5 separate regions of the Homo sapiens genome follow, and regions 1, 2, 3 and 4 are each linked to region 5. The links are chromatin loops, found by intact Hi-C in ENCODE. Cell type or tissue: natural killer cell. All regions are shown on one strand. Links, peaks and the distances in the headings refer to the core of each region. The heading gives the core; the rest is flanking DNA. Region 1 overlaps FYN (FYN proto-oncogene, Src family tyrosine kinase). Region 2 overlaps FYN (FYN proto-oncogene, Src family tyrosine kinase). Region 3 overlaps FYN (FYN proto-oncogene, Src family tyrosine kinase). Region 4 overlaps FYN (FYN proto-oncogene, Src family tyrosine kinase). Region 5 overlaps FYN (FYN proto-oncogene, Src family tyrosine kinase).

Evidence for each region. Peaks named below come from ENCODE experiments on the same cell type or tissue, not always from the same donor. Only the 100,000 strongest peaks of a DNase experiment are listed, where the experiment ranks them.
Region 1: it touches region 5 in a loop (2.3-fold over the local background); 4 of 110 quality-filtered maps call a loop at or near these places.
Region 2: a loop joins it to region 5, with 3 times the contacts of the local background. A loop is called at or near these places in 7 of 110 quality-filtered maps.
Region 3: a loop joins it to region 5, with 2.5 times the contacts of the local background. A loop is called at or near these places in 7 of 110 quality-filtered maps.
Region 4: a loop joins it to region 5, with 3 times the contacts of the local background. A loop is called at or near these places in 6 of 110 quality-filtered maps.

Annotation. Positions count from the first base shown.
Region 1 is chr6:111,732,132-111,738,181 of GRCh38, forward strand. All of the region lies in intron 3 of FYN (FYN proto-oncogene, Src family tyrosine kinase), which reads right to left. Among named protein-coding and RNA genes, the nearest start is that of TRAF3IP2, 130 kb to the left of the region's middle. RefSeq lists an enhancer at 1-157. In natural killer cell, for the core only: no CTCF peak of the experiment used is centred there; DNase peaks (open chromatin) are centred at 2,540, 3,253 and 5,240; H3K27ac peaks cover 5,000 bases.
Region 2 is chr6:111,765,049-111,770,597 of GRCh38, forward strand. All of the region lies in intron 3 of FYN (FYN proto-oncogene, Src family tyrosine kinase), which reads right to left. Among named protein-coding and RNA genes, the nearest start is that of FYN, 110 kb to the right of the region's middle. RefSeq lists an enhancer at 1-37. In natural killer cell, for the core only: no CTCF peak of the experiment used is centred there; DNase peaks (open chromatin) are centred at 839 and 2,983; H3K27ac peaks cover 5,000 bases.
Region 3 is chr6:111,748,535-111,754,584 of GRCh38, forward strand. All of the region lies in intron 3 of FYN (FYN proto-oncogene, Src family tyrosine kinase), which reads right to left. Among named protein-coding and RNA genes, the nearest start is that of FYN, 120 kb to the right of the region's middle. RefSeq lists an enhancer at 2,434-3,006. In natural killer cell, for the core only: no CTCF peak of the experiment used is centred there; DNase peaks (open chromatin) are centred at 1,782, 2,777, 3,183 and 5,245; H3K27ac peaks cover 5,000 bases.
Region 4 is chr6:111,712,254-111,718,303 of GRCh38, forward strand. FYN (FYN proto-oncogene, Src family tyrosine kinase) reads right to left here. Exons shown (of 14, transcript NM_002037.5): 5 at 2,094-2,190. Among named protein-coding and RNA genes, the nearest start is that of TRAF3IP2, 110 kb to the left of the region's middle. In natural killer cell, for the core only: no CTCF peak of the experiment used is centred there; DNase peaks (open chromatin) are centred at 2,358 and 3,348; H3K27ac peaks cover 3,341 bases.
Region 5 is chr6:111,833,776-111,839,825 of GRCh38, forward strand. The region is part of intron 2 of FYN (FYN proto-oncogene, Src family tyrosine kinase); the gene reads right to left. Among named protein-coding and RNA genes, the nearest start is that of FYN, 37 kb to the right of the region's middle. RefSeq lists an enhancer at 4,147-4,236. In natural killer cell, for the core only: no CTCF peak of the experiment used is centred there; DNase peaks (open chromatin) are centred at 951, 3,406, 4,146, 4,216 and 1 weaker place; H3K27ac peaks cover 4,202 bases.

The sequences.
Region 1 (6,050 bases), core at 425-5,424, 100 kb before region 5:
GAAACCCAGTCAGATTTTTCTTAACAAATCCAAAAAAGGTAACACTGGGTTTACATACCAGCATACATTCTGCGAACACTACTGCTTGTAAAAGTTATGGTGAAGCAATTTAATAGTGACTTTTCACTTGGCCTATGAATGAGGTAGAGAATACAATGTTTTTTTATACTGTTGTCCTACAGAGTGATTAAACCTTAAGTTCACTCCTTAAAAATGGCACAGCAGTTAATCTTCCCTTTTTCCTAGGTGCTTGCAGGATTCTGGTATCAGGCAGGGTTGCCCTGGGTCTAAAGGGACACGGCCTTGGCAATCTTGCAGCCCAAATCCACGTCACTGAAAGTAAGCGAGCGGTGGAGGGTGAAGGCGGGTGAAGGCAGGTGAAGGGTGTGCAGGCTGCCTGCTATCCCCTCGCTGTCCCACCAAATCCACCCCACCCTCCTCCATCATAATAGCTTTAGTGAGCCTCTGGCTTTGCAGCTGAAGACTGCATTCTCAGACTCTCTTGCAGCTAGGTGTGGCCAGATCACTTAATTCTAGTCAACTCCTTGTGACTGGGTATAATATATTCAACTCCTGAATCCTTCAAAAGGGAGCTGGTCGTCCTCCACTTTCCTTCCTGCTTCCTGTGGGCTGGGAAGTGGGTGTGGTGCTGGTGAACTGGCTTCAACAGACAGACAATGGCAACCCAACAGGGAACAGCAGGACCACAGGATGGAAGGAACCTGGGCCCCGGACAGCTTCACGGAGCACAGCTGCTCGTCTACCCGAAAGCACCCACCACTGACCCCAACACGAGAGGCATGAATATTGATCTTGTGTGGGCCACTGCTTCTTTGGGAGGAGATGGGGGAGGGCATGCAGTGGGATCTTTGTTATAACAGGGAGTCTGCAGCAACACACGGAGGAAGTGAATCTAATACAGAGGTCAAAGGGTGGCTGTGTGGGCCACGTGTCTCCCCACTCCCGAGAACCAATAAGAACTTCTGATTACCTTTGACACAAACAGTTAAACTTGAATTAAGGCAAGTTAGTAGGATAACAACAACAGTAACAATAACAATGCCTACCACTTTTTGAGAACTTATTTTCTGCTTGACCTTTTACATATGCTATCTCATTTAATCCTCAGAGCAACCTTACAAGTATATTTTACAGTCAAGGAACCTTGGGCCCACAGAATTGGAGTAACTTTCCCAGAGTTACTCAGGCCGTGGGACCTGGACATGAATCTAGATCTAATACGCTTGCATCTTCTACCTACTACACCATGCTGTTTTTTGAGAAGCGTGCTCTGCTCCTAGCCATTTTCTAAGTCCAGCTTAGCATTTGTTCCCAAGTCTCCGGGACATCTTAGTCTGGAATTAAGTCTTCTGTTTTAGAGAAGGTCTGTAAGCAGTGCATTAGCCCAGAACCAGGATGCTGAGTAGCCCTGTGGCACAGAGCGTATCACTCTGAAGTTCTGGAGCCCAGTTTCCTCATCAGTGCATTAGCCCAGAACCAGGTTGCTGAGTAGCCCTGTGGTACAGAGCGTGTCACTCTGAAGTTCTGGAGCCCAGTTTCCTCATCAGTGCATTAGCCTGGAACCAGGCTGCTGAGTAGCCCCGTGGCACAAAGCGTGTCACTCTGAAGTTCTGAAGTCCAGTTCCCTCATCAGTGGAGCAAAGTGGGCTTCCAAGCCAGGCACGGTGGCTCATGCCTGTAATCCCAGCACTTTGGGAGGCTGAGGTGGGCGGAATACTTGAAGCCAGGAATTGGAGACCAGCCTGGGCAACATGGAGAAACCCCATCTCTACAAATATACAAACATTAGCCAGGCATGGTGGTATGTGCCTGTAGTCTCAGTTACTTGGGGGGCTGGGGCGGGAGGATCACTTGAGCCCGGGATATTGAAGTTGCAATGAGCCATGTTCGTGCTACTACACTCCAGCCTGGGTGACAGAGTGAGACCCTGTCTCAAACAAACAAAAAACAAACAAACAAACAAACAAAAAAATGTGAGCTTCAACAAGGAGCCCTCCAGGGTTCACACCAATGCTGAAGGAGCCCAAAGACCTTTTGCACACATTGAGCAGAACCACTGAGTCCACAGACAGACAGGCAGCTCTTGGCCCTCAGCTGAACCTCAGGAATTATGAGGACTCATGGAATGACCTGACCAAGTGCTCAGGTTTGGCTCTAAATGCTCAGATGACCCCTGCTGTGCCAGAGCCTTGAGAAGGTACATTATGAGAGTTTTAATGATGTGAGAAGAGCTAGGCATTGCTGTGTCCTACAGTTTTTATTTAATTTTTTGCCCTATGGTTTAAAGTACTCTTTCTTACTACAGTTTTCAGAAGACCTATGTCCTCCACTTTCCTTTGTTGCTAAAATGAAGAACAACTTATGATCTGGCTCAACCAACTCTGGCATTCATGACATGCTGTGGTCTTGACCCTCCTCCCTCATCACAGGGAGGCTCCACTTCTCTCTGGCTCTACCCTACAGGGTTGCTAGGTACAGCTGTTCTCCTTCTGAGCTGCTGGAGATGAAGTTAGAAGAAAACAATAACAAGAATGAAGAAACGACCCCCCCTACCCCAAACAAAAGTTACTCCGAAATCACCATAGTAACAAATCACCAGTTTTCAACTGTTTCATTTCCTTTGCATTTTTGTTTCTCTGCACATACCCTTTTATTTATATTCAGCCCCAGCTCTAGCCTTTATTCAACAAGCATATTTTGATCCCCTTTATGTGACAGGCACTGTGCTAAGGGCTGCCGGTATAAAGTCAAGTACACATGGCCTCTGTCCTCAGGGAGCTAATATATACTTAAGAGGGAGACAGACAAGTAAATCGAGGGACTCAGGTTGGAGAGGGGACACAGAGGGAGTTCTAATTCATCCAGGTCAGCAATTGAGAAAGTGACTGGATATTAGCCCAGGCAGGGAGGAGATGGGCACTGCAGGCAAGGGAATAGCATATCTGAGGGCACAGAGGTGTGGAACACCATGATACCCTCAAAGAACCGTAAGTGTTCTTACGGCTTATTTGATTTATGGCCATATTTATGGAGCATTCAAATATGTGCCAAGCATATTTCGAGGCTTTGGGTGCTAAGGCTGAAGAAGACAGGCTCCCTGCTCAAAAGGAGCTTATAGTTTAATGGGATTGAAATGTGTAGCTGGGTAAGTGGCTGAGCTTGAGAAGCAGTCAGAAGCCAAATCTTAAACAACTATGAGTCCATTCTACTGAGCCCTCACTATGGTGCCTAAAGCTTTCCTAGGTGCAATATGCAAATGACCTTTGATCCATCAACATCCTGTGCTGGGTATTATCATCATCATCAATGAAGGGAGGTAAAGTTATTTGCCTAAGGCCTCAGTGCTAGGTTTAACTGCATTTTAACCCAGATCTGGCTAAATCTGAGACCTATAAGCAAAAGCATTTGCACATTATACAACTGATACTTATCCAGTATTAAGCAGGAGTGAAACTGGGTCTTGATAGACACATACTGAAGCTGGGGAGAAAAGAGAAGCATGGGGGGGTGCCAGATCAAGAAGGCAAGGGTAGAAAGAGACTGCATGCAAGTGGCTGGACAGGGAGGTATCTAAGTAAGCTATGACTTCCTAAGTGGACCAATGACTCTATCCATTCTAGCTACCTGTCTATTCATAATTCATACCTCACAAATCATCCCCAACTGTGGCAAAGCCGTAGCTTTTGTTACATGTGAGAATAAAGATCTGAAACCATAAATGGCTGCAGAGGTGATCTACTTTGGAACTATATAAGTGACATTATCTGAGAGCCCTGGCACACAAAACACTTCATATCTTTTGGGGCTGGTAGGAGTGAGAAATAGGCTTGCACAGTTGTGTAAGTGGCTGCCTAAACATGATGAGGACAGGTAACACCACAGATAGACATCTGCAATGCAGGTCATCAGAAGAAAGACAGGAATGCCCACTGAAAAGGGCATGTAACAAGTAGAATCCAACAACAGACCGGTGTCACAAGAGGATCCTGAAGGAGTGGCTAGGGTTAGAGGTGCAGATGAATGTGAGGTCACAGGGGATCACCACTGTTCTCCTCCAGCTGTGGAGGGGTTTGCTCTGTCAAGTCAAATACGAATGTCTTTATCATGATGCAGAAGTGGCAGTTACACTTCAGTTTTGCATAAAAAATATAATATTAACACATTCTTTGGGCTAGAAGGCAGCTTATTTTTTCAGCAATGACAGCTCTACTCACATATACAGGCTTAGAACAGTCAGAGGATGTAAACTCTTGCTCATCCACCAGCAAGAGTCATCAATCGGCAGCTCTGGCAGAAGCACTTTGTCCCAGCACTAAGCAGAACTGGCCTGTCCCTGAGAGCTCCGATGGAGCTGCCTTAGAAGATTCCAGGTAATGATGGCCCAAGGGTGGCTTCATGCCCTGCCCCAGTTCTGGCTCAATACAACCCAAACTGACCCAGCAAGTAATGATGGTACACACATGAAATAAGCCCAGGAAACAGCTCTGCCATAATTCTTTGTGACAAAAGCTGACTCGACATGCTGATTTCCAGCCCAAGTGAAACAAAATGGTCCTGTGTACAACCAGCCTACACATTCTGAGTATTCACCGTTCCACCAGGTTTATTCCTTAATCTGGACGCACTAAATGCACTCCCCTCTAAGTCCCTTCATCATTTTCTAGCCATCTTGCTTCTCTCTTAAGACTTGTATTTTCTATATAGGTTCACTGCTAAAATAAAAATACTGCTAACAATTAGTGGATCTGCATAACTCTTATAGAAGAGACTGATTATTTATACCATTTCTACTTTTCCAAACCCACTAAACTGTTCCCTAACTTTGTTTTTCTTAACTATCTCAACTGTTTGAAATCTGTTTCTGTTCTAACATGGTTGCTGGTTAATCATCCATTCTTGTCACTATTTGTTTTGTGCCTCAAACACTCGACTCTTTAAAATAATGGTGTGGACAGAGGAATAAACAAACTTAGTTTCTCCTCTACTCTTACAACATGCTTCTGACACCAGATGTGTGGGTTTTGTTTCCCCACATATCAAGCAAGCAAGCAAGCAATTTTGCAGTGGACACAGCTGGCTGTTCTCCAGTTCAATTCAATTTGGTGCCAATATCTACCTAGAGATAGTGTCAGATCCTACAGGTTGAGGGCTTAGTTTCACAAAACTGCTCCCCACTTAAGACATGAGTCACAGGCCCCAGGTTGTGGTATGTGCTTCTAACCCACCGGCTATAAATCGGGATCTCCACAACCCCCTCCTTGGGTTTGACTCATTTGCTACAGCAGCTCACAGAACCCAGGGAAACAGTTATGTTTACTACTTCATTATAAAGGATGTTTTAAAGGATACAGATGAAGAGATACACAGGGTGAGGTATGAAGGAAAGGGCGTGGAGCGTCCACGGCTTCTGTGCCCTGCCACCCTCCAGGAACCTGCACATGTTCAGCTATCTAGAAGCTCTCCAAACTCTGTCCTCTTGACTTTTTATGGAGGCCTCATTACATAAGCATGATTGATTAAATCACTGGCCACTGGTGATCAACTTAACCTTCAGTCCCCTTTTCTCTCCCCAAAGACTGGGAGATAAGGCTCAAAGTCCCAACCCTCTAATCCTCTCTTTCCCATGACCAGTCCCCATCCTCTAGACGTTTACTACTTTGGAGATTCCAAGGATTTTAGGAGCTGTTTGCCAGAAAACAGTGACCAAATATACACTTCACAATATCACTAATGGCCTCAAATTTTCCTTAATTTTGACTATTTTCCCATAAAAAAACAAATAAACAAATAATTTTTTCTTTGGTACCAGAGCATTTTTACTTTCCTGCTAGGCCAGGTGACAAAACTCTCACTCATTTTCAACCTAAACAACACAACACCCATCATGAACTGTCATCCTCCATTTCTATATTGCAATTCCAACATAAAGTGATGCTACTGGCAGAATTTTCAGTCTGTTAGGAGCAAGTACTGGTGAAAATGTGGAACAAGAGCTCCACACACACCGCTAGCAGGACGTCAACAATTTT
Region 2 (5,549 bases), core at 2-5,001, 69 kb before region 5:
TGGGCCACCGCAAGGGAGCAAGGCCATTTGCTATCCTGTGGGTTTCCTGAATGAGGCCAGGAACGAATGCTTGTAACAGAGGAGACCTGCACACAGGGTGTGTGCACACATGAGCACACACACTCTCAGAGGATCAGAAGAATTTTTATACCTATGTGTGATGGACTGAATTGTGTCCCCTCAAATGCATGTGTTGAAGCCCTAACCCCCAATGTAACTGTATTTGGAGAAGGGGGCCTTAAAGGAGGTTGATGAAAAATAAGTTCAAAGAGGTAGGGCCCTGATCCAATAGGGCTGGTCTTCTTATAGGAAGGGGAAGAGACAGCAGGGGAACTTGCAGAGAGAAAAAGGCCATGTGGGGACACCAGAGACAGTGGCCATCTGCAAGACGAGGAGGGAGGCTCACCAGACCCTGGCCCTGCCTGCACCATGAACTTGGACTTTCAGTCTCCAGACTATGAGAAAATATGATTCTGTTGTTGAAGCCACCCAGGCCTTTCCCCTGACATAAATGCCCACCTGGAAGGAACCTTTACCTATTTCTCTGGCGTGTGTTATCTATGAATATGTTCTAAGACTTATTCATAACACTTCAGTTATTTTTAAGCACCTATGATGAAAAAGACACAGTACTGGACACAGAGGTGAATTTTCTAGCCTGATGGACTAGGAAGAAGTGACACTTAAGATGAGCCTTGCTGGATAAGCAGAGACTGACTAGAAATTAAAAAAAAAAAAAAAAGATCCTTGCAGCAGATTAGACTTAGACTCTAAGCGACAGCAGGAAGGCATCCCAAGAGGTTAGAAAATGAGTGTTCAAAGCCCTCCAAGGGCACAGAGATGGTTTGGTTTTGCTACAGGATCACATTTGAAGTGAAAGAGTTAGATGTGTTAAAGAGGTGGGTTGGACAGACAGATCATAAAAGGCCTCAGATGCCAGGTTAAGGTGTTTAGGCCTTTCTTGGGGGAATAACAGGAGCCTTGAGAAGTTCTGAAACAAGAGAATGACAAGATTGATATATGTGTAAAAAGGGAAAAGTGAAGAGACATGACACAGAGTAAGCACTTATGAGTGTCAGGCATCATGTCAGCACCACACTTCTTCTCTTTTAATCCTCAAAACAATACCATTTTGGACATGAGAAAGTTGAGTCACAGCAGGGTGGTCACTTGCCCAAGACCCCACAGCTGGTCAGCAATGGAGCTCAGATGCAAGCACATGCCCAGTAGCAAAGTTAATGCCCTGCCCTTCCTGCCATTTAACCTCAAGCTCACCTCCCACACCATCATCTATTTTCCTCCCAGTCAGAATGGCTATCTTAACAGAGCCTGGAATGTACATTGCTTTTAGGGTTGGAAAGCAGGCAGATTAACCACAAAAAATTTCCAATGCACAGGGCACCTCTAGAAATATCATTCAGCCTTCTAAACAAAGCCATATGTAAACCAGCTCTTGCTGTCTATATTAGTCCATTCTCACACTGCTAATAAAGACATACATGAGACTGGATAATTTGTGAAGGACAGAGGTTAAATTGACTCACAGTTAAGCATGGCTGGGAAGGCCTCAGGAAACTTACAATCATGGCAGAAGGGGAAGCAATCACATCCTTCCTCACGTGATGGCAGGAAGGAGAATTGCCAAGCAAAGAGGGAAAAGCCCCTTATAAAACCATCAAATCTCGTGAGAACTCACTTACTATCACGAAAACAGCAGCACGGGGGTAACTGCCCCTAAGATTCAATTACTTCCCACCGGGTCCCTCCCATGACATGTGGGGATTATGGAAACTACAATTCAAGATGAGATCTGGGTGATGACACAGCCAAATCATATAATGTCTTTTCCTATCACAACACAGTCAAAGGGTCAAGTTGGGAATTCTCCTATTGTGTCCTACAATATCAAAGTAACCAATGATCATAATTTACACATAAAGCTGCAAAAATATATAGGGGATATAGTTGTCCTAGGTAAGCAGCCACCCCAACATCGACTATATTTTTAATGCAATATAAACAGCTGCTCTCAAATAACCTCTGCTCCCCAAATCCAACAAGATCACCCAGTATCCAGGAAAATACAATGCTGTTTTCTGTGTCTACCTTTAAATGACAAAGTAAGTCATGCTATGATCATTTGATCTTTTGACATAGCTGCTCTTCTAAAACTTCAGGTATATTGAAAAACAAGAGTAAAAATCAGGTAAGAAAGAGTTAATTCCCTTAATATATAAAAATCAAAACATACCATGCCAGTAGAATAATTCACATTTTCTTAAATGTGCTCTCCTTCAAGGGCAAAGATTTTTGGTATTTTGGAAGCAATACTTACAAAGATAACTTGGGCACTATTTTTTTATTTTTCTTTTAGATGAAGTCTCGCTCTGTTGCCCAGGCTGGAGTGCAGTGGCGCAATCTCAGCTCACTGCAACCTCTGCCTCCCGGGTTCAAGTGATTCTCCTGTCTCAGCCTCCGAGTAGCTGGGACTACAGGCATGCACCACCACACCCAGCTAATTTTTTGTATTTTTAGTAGAGATGGGGTTTCACCATGTCAGCCAGGATGGTCTCGATCTCCTGACCTTGTGATCCACCCACCTTGGCCTCCCAAAGTGCTGGGATTACAGGCATGGGTCACCCTGCCTGGCCCTTAGGTGCTATCTTGAAAATTACGTGTGTACTCTAAGATACAATTGTGGCTAATGGTTTGTTAGAAGAGAGACAAAACTGCTAAAAGCATCACTTCTATTCTGGCACCTACTGTGTGCCAGCACTGAGACCTGTGCTGGGACTAGATAGATCAGGATAAGCAAACTGAATCACATCAGGGGTTGTTAAAATCCCCTTAAAACTAATGAGGGTGTAAAAACTTTTTTTTGACGTTAGAATCAAATTCTGAGAGCTACTCCTTTGAAAAACAGGCAGCACACTTTTCACTTCCTTGCCTACTCACACCTCAGGAATCACGTGCTGTGGCTTTTCTATAAAATTTTCACAACACAGCCTATCTCTTCTACCTTCAAAAAGCAGGGGGGTGGAAGTGGGAATATGTGCATGTATGTGTGTGTGCACACATGCGTGTATGTGGTTGTTGGGGATTCCTCCCTTTTTGCTCTATAGATATACTTTTCACACTGTGGCATAATTGTTGGATATGGTTCTTATCCATTAAACAAACTCCTTCGAGGTATATGCTGTGTCTGGATGTATCTCTGTTTTCCCAGACTAGGAACAATGCCCAGCACTGTTCCTTACATGTTTACTGAGTGAATGAATGATTGTTTCAACTGTGAGTTTGTCTTCAGACTCCAGAACGTTTGACAGTCAATATACTCCTCATGGTAGGGAAAGTCAAAACTTTCAAAAATTTATATGCATGTGTACAAACAGATTTCAGGACAAGCTTATTGAGGTGTAATTTGTATACAGTAAAATTCTCCCTAAGTATTGATAAGTGGATACAATTGAGTAAGAGCAGGTGGTTCCTACACACTTGCCAGGGCCCTGTTCTCCGGGACTCCGAATGAATGGAGGGACAGTGGGGCCTGGGAACCTGGATTTTTAATATCATCTCAGGTAATTCTGGTAAAAACCCCAGGTCAAGAGTCCCTGAAGCAGATGATGCTCTGCCACTATATTTTATATTTCCTTTCCTTTTCTCATCCCCAGGCCCATCCATCACTCTCAGTCAACTATTAATATTGAGGATGAAACCAAAACATTTCTGCTCAGCACCATACTTGGAAACAAAATCTAGGTACTCAGCCACTTGGCTGGAGTCAACTATAATTTCTGGTTATTTAGCAGAAATACAGCTGCTAAATGACATTTTGAAATGAACATGAGATATCCACTTAAAGAAATGAAAAGGCTTTGAATCAGCATGGGATAAAAGGATTGTGATTTGGGGGCTCTAAGTGTGTATTACTCTAGGGAAATGGTGGGGAAAGAGAAGAAACCAAGCCACTCACAACAACACTGTTCTAATTCCAAATGCAACCCCACACCTGAAGTTTTTTAAATGGTGGATTTTAGGGGATCTGTGAATAGTGAGGTTGACATCAAGTCAAAATCCAAAGGATACAGCACTGAAGGGAATGTAAGAAAATTCATTTGTATTACAAGAGGGCTGGCTTTGCAGTGCCATCCTTCAGTTACTGAAAGATATCAAAAAACATGATCTCCTCTAGCCTTCACTTAACTGAGAATGTTGGAAGATGTGGGGTTCTGGCCTCTAATTAGTAATATGGGACAATCTTTTCCCTATTTGAATTTCAATTCTTACAGCTAAGGGTTTGTATTTTAGTAAAGTCTATCACAACAAACTCCAGGAGTCTGTCGCCATTCTTTTGTCATTTTCTCCCCTGAGATTGTGATTATAATCTAATAATTCAAGTAGTGGGGTCAGTGGTCAGAGACTTGACATTTAGTGGAAATGGAATCTAACCTTTACTGATATTTCATTGTGAGTAATACTCAAAATGGGACTGACATATTGGGAGACTATTTGACTAGTTGGAAAAAAGAAACCTAACCACTGTTAATCAAAACAGAGGTATAACTGGTATAAAAAACAGACACAAGGCCTGCTTGTTCTGCTGTGGTCCTGGGGAGATTACTAGCTAGTAAATATTTTATGAATCCATTGATTAAGATGGGACTTTAAGAAAGAATGAATTAAAAAAAAACACACACACCCTGGCTTTGAAAAATGCCAATGAATTACTTCTAAGAGAAAGAAAATTATGGAAACTCTGCTGTGGAGAAGTTTAAAAGTATGCTTTACACTATCATTTACAGGCAGTGTATGTTGGTCTCACCAGCTGCCAGGGCTGGTAGAAAACTGCTGAGCTAGCAGTTATGACCAAACCAAGCATCTCTCTGTAATTAGAGTTAGCTGGAGAGGGGGAGAATGGCACAAAGAGGACAGGAATATGTGGTTTTAGATGGGGGGAGGGCAAAAAAGCAGATCAAGTTTCTCTTGAGATTTAAATTAAAGAACATAGCTGGGTGTGACCTTGGACTATGTCTTCTGTACTGCTGTGCTGCCCAACACCATAGCCAGTAGCCACACTGGGCACATTTCAAGTGGCTTGTACAAATTGAGATACGCTGTAAATGTAAACTACATATGAAGTTTCAAAGACTTAGTACAAAAATATCTCAATAATTTAACATACTGACTGTATGGTAAATGATAATATTTTGGACATATATTGGGTTAAATAAAATGTAAAGTTTAATTTTACTCATTTCATTCTACTTTCTTCTAAACTGGCTTCTAGATAGCTTTAAATTGTACATGCTGCTTGACTTTGGTTTCTATTGGACAGTGCTGATTCAGACCTTTACTTCTTCACTTGTTAAATGTGGCTGATGGTGGGAAGCTGGGGTGGTTCAGATGGGAAGAAACATTGTGGGTGACAAGGTGACAGGTCAGGGTAAAGCATTATGGTGACTGCTTGTAGACTGAAAACTTTAGCTTAGGGAGTATGAAGAACAATCACAAGAGACCCAAGCTAATCAGGTCTGTCCTAGTTTATTTTG
Region 3 (6,050 bases), core at 436-5,435, 85 kb before region 5:
CATTTTTGATCTCAAGGGTTAGGGGCCTGTGGTTTGGTGTAGAGCTTGGACCTGTTCATCCATATAGACCTGTGCTAATAGGGTAAGCAAGCACTAACCACATGTGGCTGGTTCAAGATGAGATGTAATGTAAGTATAAAGCATATAACCAGGTTTCAAAGACAGCATGAAAAAAGAATGTAAAATGTTTAATAAATTTTAAAATATGATTACATGTTGAAATGATAATATTTTACACAGGTCGTCTTAAATTTAAAAATATTAACATTACTTTCATGTGTTTCTTTTTGCTTTTTAAATGTGGCTACTCGGTAATTTAAAATTAATTACCTGTGTTGCCTGCATTTGTAGTTTGTTCTAAGTCTATGGGAAAGGACCGGTATACTCAGTAATTGAAAAGATTAATCCAAATTGAAGATTTGGTGCATTTGATCAAAAGTGGCAAACCAACTGCACTGCAATATGTTTCCTAGGAGGTGAATAAAATGACTGAACAGAAACATGCATTCTACCCTGACCTGCTGGTTACCTAAGGTAAACCACTCACTCTTCCTGGGCCTCAGTCACTATAATGGTTCATCCAGATCATCTCGGACACTTCTTCTAGTGCTGACATTTGGAATCTGTGGCAAATTCCTTAGGGCAGGTAAATCATGAGTGAAGGTGAACTTTAAAAAAACCTTAATATTTGCTCAATATTCATAGCCCCAAATATTGCCTGCTGATCTCTCACATGTGACATGCCTTTAAGTCTCTCTGGAGCAACAGCTAAAATTGAATGGCAATGATAATCATGTTTATGATACACAGACTGAGCTGCCCTACGGAAAAGAGGATGCTTGCTCTATGTACCCCAATGAGTGGGTTTTACTTGACAAGATTATATTAGTAATTGGTAATTACTTTTGCACCAGCCGAATACTTCTAAGATGGAAAAACTTAAATGCACCTTAATAATCCAACAAAAGCTTATTAAAACATGAACACAAAATATTCTAAAATATCCTCCCCTGAGGGAGGGAGAACAGAACCTGGTCCTCTTTTAGTTCAGGTTCTACCCTATTTCTTTTCATGTTCAAAGCATGTAATTATCTGCTAGAAGTTATTCTGCATCTCCCAGGCAAATTATATACTTTTTGCATGATTGTAGAGTTTCTCCTTTTTCTTTTCCTTAAAAGGTAAAAAACTTAAATGTAGATAACACAATTATAATAGGGTAAAACTTTCAGCACAATGCTAGATAAAAACAAATATTTTAAATAAATATATGTTCAAAATATATGTTCAAAATCTGTGTGTGGAAACAAATATGGAATTAAGAAATGACAGGGATAAATGACCTACATGATGGAAAACTCGCTTATGATGGAGACCTCTAGGAAGACTGCATGATTTCTCCTGGAAAAAAAAAAAATCCCATAATTTGCATCCCCACATCTGTAGAATTTCCCTGTTACATCCAGTTTAAGTCTGACATCTTTAACTTCTGATCCAAGAGTGACAGCATGTACAACTGCTACTAACATATATGTCCGTTTTGAAGTAGCTCCTGCCTTTATGTACTTGGCTCCAGATTCCTTCCATTCTGACTTTCTGCAACATAACCGATACAGTTTGCATGTATGTCTCCGTCCAAATCTCATGTCGAATTATAATCCCCAACTTTGGAGGTGAGGCCTGGTGGGAGGTAATTGGGTCATGGGGGTAGTTTCTCATGAATGGTTTAGCACCATCCTCCTTGGTACTGTCCTCATGACAGTGAGTTCTTGTGAGATCTGGTTGTTTAAAAGTGGGTAGCACCTTTCTCCTAGCCCTCTCTCCTGCTCCCACCATGTGAGATGCCTCGCTTCCCCTTTGCCTTCCGCCATGATTGGAAGCTTCCGGAGGCCTCCCTGGAAGCAGAAGCCGCTATGCTTCCTGTACAACCTGCAGAACCACGAGCCAATTATACCTCTTTTCTTTATAAATTACTCAGTCTCAGGTATTTCTTTACAGTAATGTGAGAATGAATTAATACAATGACCATAAATGCCTGTAATAGAGGTAACCAAGTAAATATTTGTTGAGAAAAGAAATTTTAGGGATGCAGGCTCTTCCTCTCTCCTCCTTTCCTCATTTTCTTCCCTCCTTTCCTTTCTTTGTTGGCCAGACCACCTAGATTCATGCCAGTACAATTCATGTCATTTTTTTTTTTTTTTTTTTACTAACATTGAAGGCAAGTTGGGAAATTTTGACTGAATTGCTGAAACAAAGGGCATGCGTTCCCGCCATTCCATACTTCTAAGGAACTTATTTTAAAAAGCAAGAAAGGGGCAGCAAAGTCACAGAACAATGAAAGGACACAATGGCCACCTTCACTTTTGTTGAGACTGGAGAGATGGGAGTCGTAGACATGAATGAGTGCAAGCCTCAGTGGGTCTATTGTGCAAAATAAGTTTTACTTGAAAATGGAAAAAATGACCCTGCATTTCTCTTTGCCATTATCTACAGAGTCACACTGGAAAAAAACACCAAGAGAAGCAAAGCAAAAAGAATAGTTTCTATTGGCCTTTCCTTGGCATTGTATACTTTTATTCCTTTATTCTTTTCTTGCTCAACCTCATTCCCAACTATTTTACTATTTTGGGGGCACTGGGGACAGAACTTCTGGGAAACATAACACGCATTAGTCCATTTGTTTTCTCTGTGAATTCTTTTCAGCATCTTTGTGTAGCAACAGGAAGGATGTGGGCTCCCTTTCAGATTCAAATGAGGCAAATCAGCCCTGGCTCAGGTTGACAACATCATGTTTATGTTACACTGTGGCCTCAGAACGCCAGAACTGCTGTCTCTAGGTAGAATGGCCATTTTGTCCTGGGGCTTAATGTCTATTTTTAACATCAGATCCCTAGCCCATGTCTCACAAAAACAACAAACAATTAACAACAAAAACCCCCCAAAACTGCTGACACAGTATAACTACAGCATACTATTTTATTAAGAGAATTCTGAGTTTTAGAGTTGAAAAGATCAGTGTTTTCAAGGTATTCAGAGATATTTTAAATCATATAGGACAGATGTGCAGAAGTGGCAGTGTCTCCATTCAAATTCTTTCTTTTTTTTTTTGAGACAGCATCTTGCTCGGTCATCTAGGCTGGAGTGCAGTGGCACAATCACAGCTCCCTGCAGCCTCAACCTCCTGGGCTCAAGCTATCCTTCTACCTACGCCTCCCAGTACCTGGGACTACAGTTGTGCACCACCACATGTAAATAATCTTTTTTTTTGGTAGAAACAAGGTCTCACTATGTTGCCCAGGCTGGTGTTGAACTCCTGAGCTCAAGCAACCCTCTTGCCTCGGCCTCTCAAAGTGCTGGGATTACAGGCATGAGCCACCATGCTTAGCTTCAGATATTTCTTAAGCTTTTAGAATGTGGTAGGAAAATCCTACCATGTATTTTTCTCAGATTTATATTCCTAAGCATGTAAATCAAGGAGTAATAAATTTATAATATAAACAAATATAAGACTTTATTTTATAAAACTGGATGTTTATTACTAAGGCTTCTACCAAAAGTTCAAAGCAAAACCATGGAAGAGAATGTGGAGTGGTGCTAGACAAATATGTTAATACTGAATTTGGGAACTGAGTCTATTATTAATTCTATTAGTCCAACTTCGTGATCTTGGCAAGTTATTTATCCTCTCTTAAACCTCAACTCCATCCATTCCTCCATCTATCCATCTACCCATGATCCATCCAACAAATACATCCTCTCTACTAAATGCTCAGCCCTTGGTGAATTAAAAAGATGAATAAGCTATCAGCCCACTGGAGCAGCTTTTGATAAAACAAGTGTACAAATAATTCTATGCAAGACAATTGTCAGTTGGAAGTTGTAGGGTGCTAACAGGAGCTTAGTGGAAAAAGAAGTCACTTCCAATGGAGAGATCAGTCAAGGCTCCATTGAGGAGAGACATTTTGTTGTTTGAGAAAGAAGCAAGATTTCTAAATCTAGAGCAGGGTTGAGACATTCCTGGCCACAGGAAAAGCCAGGGCAAAGATGGGCATCAGGGAGGCATGGAAGACATTTAGGGAAGAGTGACAAGTCCACCAGGTGGAATAGGGTCTGAGTGGGGAGGCAGTGGCTCCTCTGATCAGGCAAGCAGCCAAGAGAGGACTTGGACTGAATTTGGAGCTCAGAGGGGAGGCTCTGAAGAGTTCTAAGCAAGAATGACACTTGGTCTGGCAGCTCCATGCAGAATGGCTCTGCCACAAAAGCACCTGAAAGATGCTAGGAAGAAGTTTTAGCAGTCCAGTTCAGTGTTAATAATCTTGCTTTAGGAGGGTGGTGGTGAGGGTGGGATGGAGGGATAGACAGGGCTGTGAACTGGTGGAATGGAACTGGGCACTTACTTATCTCTAATATTCAAGCTTCCACATTCTAGTATTTGACAGTTTAGTGTAAGTGGGGGAAATTAACTTGAATGCCCCCAAAATAGAGGCAAAAATAGCTTTGGATAAAATTTAGTCCCATTTCTATATATATTGAAATCTCAATATCAATTAGTCTTACAGAAAAAACTGGTCTTGCAGAAGAAGTGTCAAGGCATGATATATGAAAGACAAGCTGTATTTAGGTAAACCTACTAAAGTGTTTTAGCATTTGGTCTGATCCTCCATACAGGATGCTTTCATAGGAGGAATAGTCATGCCACTTTCTATTTTGACAGGGGTCAGAGAAGTGTGGTTCTTTACAGATTTCAGTAATGCATTATCCAAAAAGGCCTCTCATAATACCTTTGGGAATAAGATAGGAAAATGTGGGCTAGATACTAGAACAATGAAGTGAATTATAATATTTAAGTGGGGCTGATTGGTGAGCTCAGGTCCACCTAGAAGGTGGTCTCAGGAGGCCTAAAATGGGGCTCTGAGCTCTTCAAAAACTTGTCAACATCTTAGATGAAGATATTGAAAATTTGTATGGTGAAATATTCAGATGGAACAAACTTTTGAAGGGACAGGAGTGACAATCTCAAGATATAAAAATATCTTGGTAGGCTGGAGTATTAGGCCACAACTGACATGATAAAATTAGTAAGGACAAATGTGAGGGCCTAAACCAAAAAAAAAAAAAAGTTGCCTAAGTACAGGACGGTGGACATGTGGTTTAGCAGCAGCATGTGTAAAAACAATTTGTGGGGAAGTGTTAGCTGAAAGTAATTTCAATTTAAGTCAATTGTTTGACATGGCTGCTTAAAAGTGTGATCTAATGTGGTATTTACTGAAATACAGCATTAGCTCCGGCCTCACTTAAGTTGGGATTCCAGAAACACTGAGAAACACAGGTGCTTTTGATATAAACATGTTGGGTATAGTTGCTTAACAAACCAAGCTCAGCTTAACCAGAGAGAAGTTTTGCTGGTCATCATGGAGGCCCTGCCCTTAGCCAGACTGAGCTAGGGAGGTTAGTAGGAAGAAACAGTGAAGGACTCACCAAACTAGAAGCTACACTTACCCATTCTATCCATTCTAGTAAGACTGAACTTTGATTTTTTTAAATGCAATGATAATAAAATTTTAGGCAGCAAGAGACAGAGCCCGGTCAGAAGGACAATACTGTTCCTCTATTCCTTATCAAATTCAATGCTAGGCAATATGAAGATATTTCTTTTATCGTCTGTCTGAATGTGGAACTCTTCTACTGTCTGAATATTTCTGGGCCCCAAGTTGGGGTTTACTTTCTTGATGGTTGGGAAGAATCATTTGGGTGAGGGGTACTGTGCCCATGACCCACAGCCAACTCCCGGCATGCACAGTAGGGCACCTCTCCCACGGGGAAGGAGGTCTTCGCAAACCTTTTACTACCTTTCTTCAATGTATAAACTGTGATCTCTGGAACTTTCAGACATAACACTTACCTCATGTCGGCAAATGAGAAGCAAGTTTCTCCTTATTCTCTATTAGAAACATAGAAAGCAAGCCAGCATAATTTCTAAACCAAGTTGGATCTTTCTTTAAAAAACAGGAAATTTGTTGCTATGCGTTGTTTTCCTTCCTTGAGCAGTATGC
Region 4 (6,050 bases), core at 425-5,424, 120 kb before region 5:
TTGCAGTTGAAAGTTTACAAATAGTCTTGAAATTTCTAATCAACCTTGGCATGTAGGGGAGGCTAAGGGGCGGAGGATTTCAGAATTCAAAGTTAATGGACTCCAACAAGCAGCAAAATAACAGCAAGGAGGTATACCCAGAGAGATCAAAGCCCAATCCCCTCCTCCCCAGCCCCAGTCAACTCTCCAAAGCTTCCTGTCACTTGAAGGTTCCCATCCCCTTTGATAAAGTATCTGGGCCTTTCCCAGATCAAACCTGACACTGTTCTCAGGATGCCTCCCTGCACCTCGCCCTGGGCTCTGCCACCTGCCAGCTCTGTGCTCTGGGGCAGTTTCCTAATCTGGGCCTCTGGCTCCTCAGATATCAAACGATGACGTCGATGCATACCTCAGACAGTAGTGGAAGAATGCATGAGAATGTTTGTAACTTAGCTCATGGCTGGTACATCAGGAGCCTTCAATGAATGGTAGCTGTTTATTATTTTTTAAAAACTTCCTGTGGCTACAGGAGGAGGACTCCTGGGGGGCAGGTAACACTCTTCTTGACCTGGCTGGTGGCCACACAGGCATGTTCAGCTTGTGAAAATTCAGCAAACTGTATACTTTTTGAAAATTGTGGTAAAATATAGGCAACATAAAATTTATCATTTTAATCATTTTTAAGTGTACAGTTGAGCGGCAGTAAGTACGTTCACACTGTTGTGCAACATCACTGTGTACACTTTTGATACGTGCACTTTTCTGCATGTGTTCCAACAAAAAGTTAAAAAAACACCACCCCACACCTTTGTTAATGATGACAATCCTAATATATGTTTGAAAACCCTGTGGCTATGTAGACTGTGCCTTCTGATGTCTCGAAGAGAGTCGTTGGCCCTTTATGGCAGTATTCAGTTCTTGCTGTTGAAAGGCGGCATATTCTCACTGCATGGTTCTGTGAGCCAGGGGGCATTCAAGAAAAGGGTGGGCTTTCCAAGGAGGCAGTTTTCAGGCCTGAAGGAGGTCCCTGTGGCAATCAGCACTCCTCTTTCCTGGGATGTGCAGTGTGACCAGGGCTGCCTCTTACTCCCTCTGGCATATCCTTCTGGGAAAGCTGAGGAGCCTGGCTCCAAGTCCTTCTGCCAACATGGAATCTGATTTGCTCAGAGAGCAGAGGAGAAGCAACCAGACTTGGTGGCATAGAAGAACTTCCTGGTGTGCCCCTCAGCCCCTGGGTGGCATTCTTTCCCAACCACCGGGAGCACTCATAGGGACGCTGGAGATGCCTGGCTTGCTGATGTGGAACCCCACCCCCCCACACTTTCTTCAGAACCTAGATTTTTTTCTGAAGGGCCTCATCCACATACACTGCCTCAATCTAATAGAGGCAGTATTTATAAACCCTAAGAAAATCTGACCCGTGTTTACTCTTCTTATGGAGGTACTGAATGTAGGATTTGAAAAGTGAGTGATCCTCACTCTTGAAATCTCCCCACTGCTTGTTTAACTGTTGTTCCTCCTGGCCAACATTAAACAACCATGCAGCATATTCATTCAAGAGTGGGTAAAATCACTTCTTCTAGCTCCAAAAGATTCCAGTCACTCCCAAATTTTTGTTATAGGGAAACGCCTCCACAGGCTTCACCAAAGAAATGTTTAGCAGTTTATAAAATAAAGAACTTGTTGCAAGCCTCAAGTGAGGGCTTAGCTAGTGTAACATCTGAAATGTGAAGAAAATCTCAAGGCAGAGAGCACGAAACGTGGGTAGCCAAGGCTTGTGCCAATCACTTGAAACTGTAGGTTTGTAGAAACACTCAGGGCTGTGGAGAGCGATGCTGGTGATTTTACAACCTTTAAACCTAAACCAAAACCAATAAACATGGACTGTGCTAGTATTTTTGGTACTCTCCAAAAATCTCCTTGGACACACAGTGCCATAAAATACTGCACTGTGTCACTGACTCTTCTTTTTCTCAAAGTATATTGTTGTAAACCAGTGAATTTAGCAAATGTTCTTTTAGCATTTCAGACATCTGAAGAGATGCAGACCAGAAATGCAAGACCCCTTCCCAACCTGAAAGGTATACATGCTTCTCCTCCCTCTCCAAACTTACGAGCTGTTCAATATTTGAAATTTTTCTCCTTTGTGAAAACTCAGGTCATCTTCTGTCCGTGCTTCATAGTCATAAAGGGCCACAAAGAGTGTCACTCCTGCCGAAACGAAATTCACAAGAAGGGAGATTATTACACAAGGGGAAATTAATTCCAAGAAATTAAATCTTCACTAAAATCTCATTCTCACAATCTACATCTAGCCAGCACTAATAACATGATGAAGTGTTGTAATTAACGTGTCAAAACCACAGTCACAGGGCTGTGTTTATGCCTTGGTCTTTGTAGGGGAAGCCTTACTGTATCTGAAAGAAACCTAGACCTGAAGGGCTTCTTTCTGTAATAGCTTTTAATGAGGGCTGAGGAGCAGGGAAATATTAAAATTGCATCCCAAACAAAAGGGCAGCGTCAGCGTCAGGGTTCAGGTTTGCAGGGCTCTGCAGCAGTTACTGACATCCTTTGCTGGTCGTATCTTCTCCTCCACTTGGAGCCTATGTTAGTTTCTGGGTAAAATGCACCACCCTTTCTCCTGGTAAAACAGTAACATAGAACGTAATAGGAAATGCCTCCTGCAGCTTGGGGAAATTTAGAGAAGACCGTTTCTGTAATATTCACCCCAATTAGAGGATGTACTGCCCTTGGCATCTGCAGTTCATTTTGCAGTTTTGTGCTGCTCGCCCCACTGCTGAAAATGGAACCCTCTCCCTTGTCCTCCCCCTACCTTGAACTCACCTCTCCTCACACTGTCTTGTAGCACTCACTCTTCCTCACACCCACCCTATGTCCTCTCATCTGGCTCTCTAGAGAGGCCCTTCCTGGTTTACAGAAGTTTGCTAGCAGCAGCAGAGAATATCCAGTGTCATTTGGCCTAGGATTTCCTCCATATAATTAGGCATAATTCTTTTTTTTTTTTCAAATAGAGACGGGGGTCTCACTATGTTGCCCAGGCTGGTCTCGAATTCCTGGGTGCAAGTGATCCCCCTGGCTTGGCCTCCCAAAGTGCTGGGATTATAGGTGTGACCTACTGTGCCCAACCCAACAGGCATAATTCTAGCATAGTCCCCAGTGACTCCTGCCTCCTAGTATTCAGTCTCGTGCAAGCCCCTCCCCTTGAGTGTGGGCTGGATCTAACGACTTGCTTCTACTCAACAGAATGTGCAGTCCCTTAAGTGACTAGGCTTCAAAAGATGGTGACTTCCGTCTTTCTAGCAGACTCTCTCTATTGCCACTTCAGCTTGTGTACTTTGATGAAGCAAGGCGCCATGCTGGTGAGGCCCATGTGACCAAGAACTGAGGGTGGCCTCTGGCCAACAGCCAGCGAGGCACCGAATCCTGCCAGCACTACATGAGTTTGGAAGCAGATCATTCTCAGCTAAACTGTGAGATGACTATAGCCCAGCCAACGTACCTTGATTACAGCCTGTGAGAGATTCTGAAGGACCGAACTGACCATTCGCAGATTCCTGACCCACAGAAACTGTAAATTTAGGTTTTATAATTTTAATTGATGTATGGACACACATAAACAAAAAAGCATGAAGGAAGATTTGGATCCAAGCGGTGCCACACTTTATGTCATCACTACAAGTGTTCAAGTGTAAAGAAAACCAGTTTTGAAACTATGAAATTCCTGATTCATAAATACACAGTTATTTCTATTTTAGTACATATAAGATAATACACTGTTATTAAAGCTCTTTTATTAAGGCAATTGCATATGTCTTAAAAGCAATGGTAAATTAAGTTGCCTTCCAAAACTGTGTACTTGTCTGGTCAGCTGTGTATGATCAGTTATCTACCTCAGAGTCTATTTTCTTTTGTGCTGGGACAGGTTGCTGGCCCTCCCTGTTTCCACAGCCCAAATCCTCCTAGCTCAGAAGCTAGGGCTAAGCAGTTATTTCTTTTGAGTATTTTTTAGTTCTTACATTTTATGCTTGTATTTGATGATAAATGTCAGTGACATTTCATAGTTTCCAAAGTCCTGGCTGCTCTGAGAAGTGTAGATTCTAGTGAAAATTACATAGTCATAAGATAAATTTGTTTTTGTTTTATTTTTTAAAAGTCACGGTATCACTGGTTCTATGCTCCCTGGAATATTACTGCTTTGTGAAAGCCCAGGCTGAACGCAGCACCCTCTGTGTACCTAGTACAGTTATAAACCTGGGTCTCCCACTAGTTGATACTTCTGCATTAGTTAAGGCAGAAATTTGATAGTTTGGTTAGAGGGGAGGGGAAATCTGTTGCCAGAAATGTCTAACTAAGTGCCATACTCGTCTGGGTAAGATTTGGGAAACATAACCTCTGTATATTAAAAAAAAAATTAGTTAAACATCATATAGTAGATAGCCATTAAATTATAAAAAAAATTATGAAGAAAGATCTTTTGTACCCGATTGAAAAAAAGAGATATAGAGATATCTATATGATCAAGAGAGTTAATTTTTTTTTTTTTTTTTTGAGATGGAGTTTCACTCTTGTCGCCCAGGCTGGAGTGCAGTGGCATAATCTCAGCTCACTGCAACCTCCGCCTCCCGGGTTCAAGTGATTCTCCTGCCTCAGCCTCCCGAGTAGCTGAGATTACAGGTGCCTGCCACCATGCCCAGCTAATTTTTTGTATTTTTAGTAGAGACGGGGTTTCACCATGTTGGGCAGGCTGGTCTTGAACTCCTGACATCGTGATCTGCCTGCCTCAGCCTCCCAAAGTGCTGGGATTACAGGTGTAAGCCACTGCGCCTGGCCGAGATTTAATTTTTTATTTTTGTTTTACTAGTGCCACAGACTTGCCAGTGGTAACTTATTTACCCCATTCAAGATAACTCTGTAGTTTTCTTTCCTAGGACTTGTTGTTAAACGTCAAAAGACATTTTTGAGCTGTATGTTTGATCAGACTGTTAGCTTTTCTGTTTTATTTCTTTTAAGAACCTCTGAATAAAAAACATCTGAAATTGAAAAAAAAAAGAAATTAAATGTGTTTTGTTTTAAGCTGCTAAGTTTTGTGGCAATTTGTTATACAGCAGTTGATAACTAATAGTAGTTCCCTGCAGTCTGCCTTTTCATTCTGGTCTCTCTGCACTTCAGAGTGCCTGCTATGACCTACAGAAATGACAGGGAGCCCACTTTTTTTTTTTTCTTTTGAGATGGAGATTCACTCTTGTTGCCCAAGCTGGAGTGCAATGGCGTGATCTCGGCTCACTGCAGCCTCCGCCTCCCGGGTTTAAGCACTTCTCCTGCCTCAGCCTCCCGAGTAGCTGGGATTACAGGCGCCCACCACCACGCCTGGCTAATTTTTTGTATTTTTTAGTAGAGACGGGGTTTCGCCATGTTGGCCAGGATGGTCTCAAACTCCTGCGCTCAAGTGATCCACCCACCTCAGCCTTCCAAAGTGCTGGGATTACAGGCATGAGCTACTGCACCCGGCCAGAGTCCACCTTTTTTACCAAGCTGCCAATTTGCTGTGTAGGTAGTTCCAAGGGAAGAAATGTGTCATGGCACTATTCAAGGACCACAGAGAAGAGTGGGGCTTGTCTTTCTGCCCCATCCCAAGTGGGACTTTCCTCAGGAGAGTTAGCATTCAGAGGTCTGACCATGCAAAGCTAGGCTCATTTGGCAACTTTCCTTCTTTCCTTAGATTTCTTTGAAAGGTAAGAAAAGAGATTGGCTTAAAACAAAAATGTGGGTGCCCGTAAGGTCATGCCTATTCTTATTTAACACTCCATGACCAGATTCCCTTCTTTAAAAACAATTTAAAAATGAAGCCAAGCCAGCCCCACTGTGTGGAAGGCAAGGCACATGAAGACCAGCACCCCACTCTCTCCTTGCATCAGCTGACAAGTTCTCACTGAGGGCTTTTATGTTCCATGTTCCAGGAGCTGAGGGGAGAATCAAAGGAGGTTACAGAGAAACACAGACGTTGTTCTTGGCCTTACAGGACTGAAGGCAGTATTGGGAGAAAGGACATG
Region 5 (6,050 bases), core at 598-5,597:
TCAGCAAAGTGGATGGTGCACACACTCTAAGACCCAGAAATTCTTCCCTTAGGCACCCATTCTAGAAAAACTGCAGCAGGATGCACATTCAAGAATGTTCATAGCACACTATTTAAATAGCAAAACTGGAAATGTCCCAACTGTTCTTGAGAGAAGGGATAAAGTGGTCTTCCACTCATACAATGAGTGGACCAGACAGCAGTGAAGATAAATAAATTTGATGCATGATGCTTCATGCATCAGTAGGAATGAATCTTAAAAATGTTGAATGAATCTTAACAAATGTTGATGGAAATAAGCAAATGGTAGAAGAAGACCATTTATATATAGTCCCAAGGTAAATAAAAGTTAGCAATAAATTGTTTAGGGAAACAAACTTACAGAGAAAAGCAAGGAAATGATAAACATGAAATTTAGAATACTGGTTCCATTGAAGGAGAAGGGTGTGGAGAGTGAACTCACAGGGGCTTCCAAGCTGCAGGATGAGTAAGAGGATTGTTTATTTCTCTCTCACACACACACAATGTAGATGTGTGAGTGAGTGTGGATACACATACACACACCTATTCCTTTGTATGCCTCATATTAAAAAAAATTCTTATGTTACCCTGAGCCCTGGGCCCACCTTCCTCAGTGCCTCCTTCCCAGTACTCTGACCCTCTGTAGGGCCTTGGGCTTGGACTCGTCTTAGTTGGAGCACTTGCTCCTTCTGCCTCCCAGCTCCAATCAAACAGAAGACTCAACATTGATGACCTCTGTTCTCTACAAGGACTCACCTGCGTTTATCCAGGCTACTGCTGATGGGAAGGTGAAACCCAGCAGGGATGTACAGAAGGTGGTGCCAACCTTGCTGCAAGGGAACGTGCAAGGAGTGCCCATTTCTAATCTGTCTGCCCAGAGTGCAGACACCTTTTGCTGAGTTGTACTCAGGAGCTGCAGGCGGCAGTGCTGGCCTAGGTCTCCCACCCACAAGCCAACCCCAGGGTTGCCTCCTGTTCACAAAAGTTTATCAGTTGTATTACTGCTGCCCCAATTACTACTGAGTGGTACCTCACTACTACTGACTTCCCCAAACCACCCCTTCTTCCTTCCTCATTCCTATAGAATAATCCCAGACCTACCCATCTCTCAGACACCCAGACTCTCAACTTGGCATAATTCTCCACCTTCCCCTATCCCCATTTTAAGAGTAAACTCAGAGTTTATTTTTCTGCTTCACCCACAGTTAGGAGTTCCTGGTCTTGGTACCATGGCCTGAATTTAGACAAAATAGGAATTTTTATTGGATTTATTCTATTTCAGGAATGTTTATTCTAAAAGCTTTTCTTATTTCCTACTCAAAAATTAAAATTGGTAAGTTAATTCAAAGGCAAGTGAATTCAGCTGTTTTTTCATTTCAATTTTTCTCAACTATTTAGTAGATTACCTATAACAACCAGAGAAACTGTAACTACTGTCCTAAAGATCTGAATCTAGGTAATTTGGTTTTTCTTAAAAAATGTTTCACACCATCTGCATTGTAACATGAAAACAAAATAGCAAATCTCCATTTTCACTTTAATGACCCTATTTTCATTTGATCACTGAAATACTAAAGTGATACTAAAGTGAAGGATTGTTAGGAATAATGCTCAAAATCCTAAGGAAATTGAACACTCGAACAAAGAATTCTTAGCAAAGCAATTTTACTTCTGCGCAGAGGGGTGCCTCCTTGGCCAGTCGCCATGAGAACACACCTGAACAAAGGGTCATGAGAGCCTTTATTCCTGAAGCAAGTCCTGCCCCTGTACCCTTTCCCCATTGGCCAGGGTCGGTTCATACAATCTAAACTAATCCCAGTTGGCTAAACATTTGATTTTTTTTTAGATAAGGTGGGCACGTAAAAGAAAGTGGAGGGGAAGGGGAAGGGGTGTCTGTAATGAGCTAGAAAGTTAGTCCTCTTTCCAAATAAGGAAAGGAATGTGAGCTGGTACTGATAACGCCTGGTACTGTGGCGTGCCTGGGCATCTAACAAAGGCAAAAAGGAAAAAAGGAGAAAAAGGAGAAAAGTGTGTGGGGGGAGGGGTTCTATGAATTAAAGAACAAAAGATTGATCAGATTATTGGAAGAGAAACCTCATCATATCCCACAGGATGAATGTGAAAAACAAAAACAAGAAAAGTAAGGACAGGTTTCTGCAGGTGGTGGCATACTGTAAAGCAAACTTTGGCTCCACGAGGAGCAAGACACTGGTACAGTTAAAGGGCCAGGCTGAATGGATACCCTCCATGCAGGATTCTGAGTTCAGCAAGAAACAGAGAAACTGAAAGACAACTCTGAAATGCCAGGTGAGTGAAGGTGATTCCAAAGTGAAAGGTGACAAGAACTGGTCTCAGGGACCTGGTTGTGAGGAAAGAGAAAACACAGTAGGCCTTCAGAGAAAGGCATCTGAGGTGGCCAATTCCTCCAATGTGGGTGAAGAACGCTCTCAATGATCATAGGAGATGGCGATATGACGGAAAATATGAAAACCTGTCATTCACTATCTCGAATCTCAGCTGAGATATGGAGTGATACTCATGGGTTAAACATCCAGTGAATGATGGTTGCCTAATATTTACATGCAAATAGGCCTCAGATATTAACTGATTTGGGCTTTAGCCCCCAAAAGAAAAATTTTTAAATTATATTTCCAACAACAACAACAACAACAACAAAACAAATGCTAGGCTGTGCGCGGTGGTTCATGTCTGTAATCTCAGATCTTTCGAAGGTCAAGGTGGGAGGATGAATTGAGCCCAGGAGTTCAAGACCAGCCTGGGCAACATAGGGAGACACTGTTTCTACAAAAATAATAAAAAATATTAGCCAGGCGCTGTAGCAGGCACCTGTAGTCCCAGCTGCTAGGGAGGCTGAGGTGGGAGGATCGCCCAGGAGGTTGAGGCTGCAGTGAACCGTGACTGTGTCACTGCACTCCAGCCTGGTTGACAAAGTGAGATTGTGTCTCAAAAAAGAAACAAAGAAAAACAACAAATGCTTTTTTCTGAACGGACACATTTTGCTCTGTTGGTTCTGAAATGAGCCAAGAACATTATATAGTATTTGTTGTTGTTATTAAACAGTATCATCTAGAAAACACAAAAGCCTAATTATATTTTCTTGGCCACTGTAAAAATGGAATACTGTAAAGATATATGATTGGCTAGTTAGCCAATATTTATTAATACCAAATATAAGAAAACAGAATAAATATTATGATAACTGTCAAAAGTTTTTTGTCCTACCAGTTCATGGGCCATATATAAAAAAAACACTCCTGACACTTTACCAGTGAGGCCTTCCCACACCTAGCACCTCACTGCGGTCACCATAACGACTTCTAAACTTTACGAGTGGGTTTTATAAGTTACTTTATTTTCAATACCTAAGGGCTGTTTAAACTTTTTCTCATTATCAAATTTACTTTTTTGCGGTAAGCGGCACTTTGATGTACATCAAACTCTCTTGTAAAAGAAAAAAATGTTTTTTCCCTCATCTGGTAACAGTAGAATGGGGAAAGTGGCAGGTACTTCAGTTTTGCTTTTTTTTTAAATTACATTTCCCCTACTCCTACTCTTTAGAATATTCTAAAGATGGACAAAATCCTCCCCCGACACAAAGGTTTTGTCTTCAATTACCGTAGCATTATCTATGTTGACACACAGCAACAGAAAAAACAATACGGACAGGTGCCTTCCCTCTTGCCATTCTTCTACCCTGTGTATGAATCCACTCGACGTCAAAGTTGGGAGTTAGTCCATCCATGGCCAGTACTGACCAAAGAAAGGGGGTACAACAAGTAGAAGTTGGTAAATGATGATGATTTTCTCCCCTCACTGGCATCTCTTCATCTAACTCCTGTTGGGGATTTCACGGCACTTTGTGCCTCCACTTCAGACACTCTTCACAGTTGCACCTTACTCTTGATGACTGTCAGCTTCTCCCGTGGCCTAGCTCTTTGGTGAGACGGTCAGGACTTCCTCAAGCCCCCAAGGCTCACATACTTTCCACCACACGACGCTGCCTCATGTTCCACCCTGAAACCATCTCACTTTCTCATGGCAGCCTTATCTGGAGGGACTATGCAAATGCACAAATTGCTGTTTTATCCCTTCTGTTATCATCACTGATCCACGCAGCATCTCACTTTCTTTCACTTTACACTCTGACTGTATTCAGTAGTGACACATTTCACAACTTAATGAACGCCCCTAGATCTTCCGAAAAGCCATCATGCTCACCCAACAGTGGGAGCTGCTCTCCACAGACCACACATACCCACAAAGGAGGATCAGTCTTTAGTAGAGGTGAACACTTAACCCTCATTACCCTAGTAAGATTAGTACTCCTCATCTGAATGCAAGATTCCAGTCCCTCCTTTAAAAAAATCACCCATGGGCTAATATTTGGGTATGTTACAGGAAGTGGGACTCAAGATTTAAACCTACTAACATCAATGAGGACATCCAGGGACCTCTCCACTCACAGTAGTGACTGACTAAGCACCCTACCAACTTTCCCTTCCCATGGTACTGCTCCATCTCAGGGCAGTTTCACAAGACTATTATGACAGATCACAAATGCAGAATACCTTGATGTCAGCAAAGCACCTGATAGTCACTCAAAAACATATCCAAGCAAGATGGGAAACCCTGGTCCAAGTGATAATTCACTTTAGTGGCCTCAGTGACTGAATGGCCATACCCAAAGACACTAACATCACAGAAGAACAACACTGACCTGGAGAGAGGTCCTTGGAACAGGGCTTTGCACATTTGTCCCTGGTCAATGTTTTCATCAAGATGTGCTTATAGCAGTCACAAATAATTCACAGTTGAAAGGAGATAGTTAATTAATTGGACGACAGAATAGAGATTTTAAAAGACTTAAATAGGTTAGAATGACAGCCACAACTGACCAAAAGAACACCATCTTCCTCTCCAAATTAACAGATAAAATCTTGCTTTCAATTGTAAATAATCTATGGTATGTGTGGATAGGATGGTGTTATCACTTGCCTCACGTTCAGTTGTTTACTGAATGGAAACAACTCATCCTGTTTACAAGTTCTGCCAGTGATCCTGTCTCCAGACTCTGGGTGGGTATGGCTTTCAGCCACAGACATTCAGAATCATATCAATTTTACGATTCTGACTTCAGACCGGGGCTTCCTTTTACTCTGGGCTCAAGTATCTGTCTTGGGGCCTACCTCATTTCAGTAGTTGACTCTATAACTCATTCTTTTGGACTCAGCTCTTTGCATTAGCTTCTGAACTGAAGTCCCTGCACATCTGCATGCCTCTCATCTGGCTCTACGACATGCCCAGCCATACATTTCTGCTGCCAAACTTCTGTCCATCTAGACAGCCACCTATAGAAGAGTTTCCTCTGTACTATGTCTTACCAGATTATCCAAACTGCCTTCTGTTTACTCTGCTGCTGGTACCATTCCCATGAGCATGCCCCAGCTCATGGATCTGTTTGTTCTCTAGATCCCTATCTGGTCTATATTCTGGATCCCAAGCTATACCATCCAGCTACTGACAGAAATCCAGATCTCCTATGTAGCATGGGGAAAGGAGATGAGTTTAAAGCAATTCATACTTAAGAAGTCCTAAGGATTTTTATCACACATAAGCTCAATGCAAGCTGAAGATATGATAAAGTGACTCGATGAGAGATGTAATATTGGTCTGCATCAGTATAGCCTATACTGATGCAGAAAATGTGCACCTAAGGAGACCTGATAGTAACCTCTTACTCTACACTGGTCAAACCATCTTGTAAGTACCGTGTTCATGTCCAAGAGCCATGTTTTCAAAAAGACAGTGATATAAAGGCAATGTATCCAGGAGGAAGTGACCAGAATGACGGGATTCCTGACACCAGCTAATGCAAGAAAGTTATAAGAACTAGGGCTCTTGGACTAGGAAAAAAGGATTTTTCAGGGGTTGGGTTTTCAGGTACTGAAGGGCTCTCAAATGGAAGATGACCTAGAGGCTTGTATCACCAGAGACAGCTTGGGGGTCTGC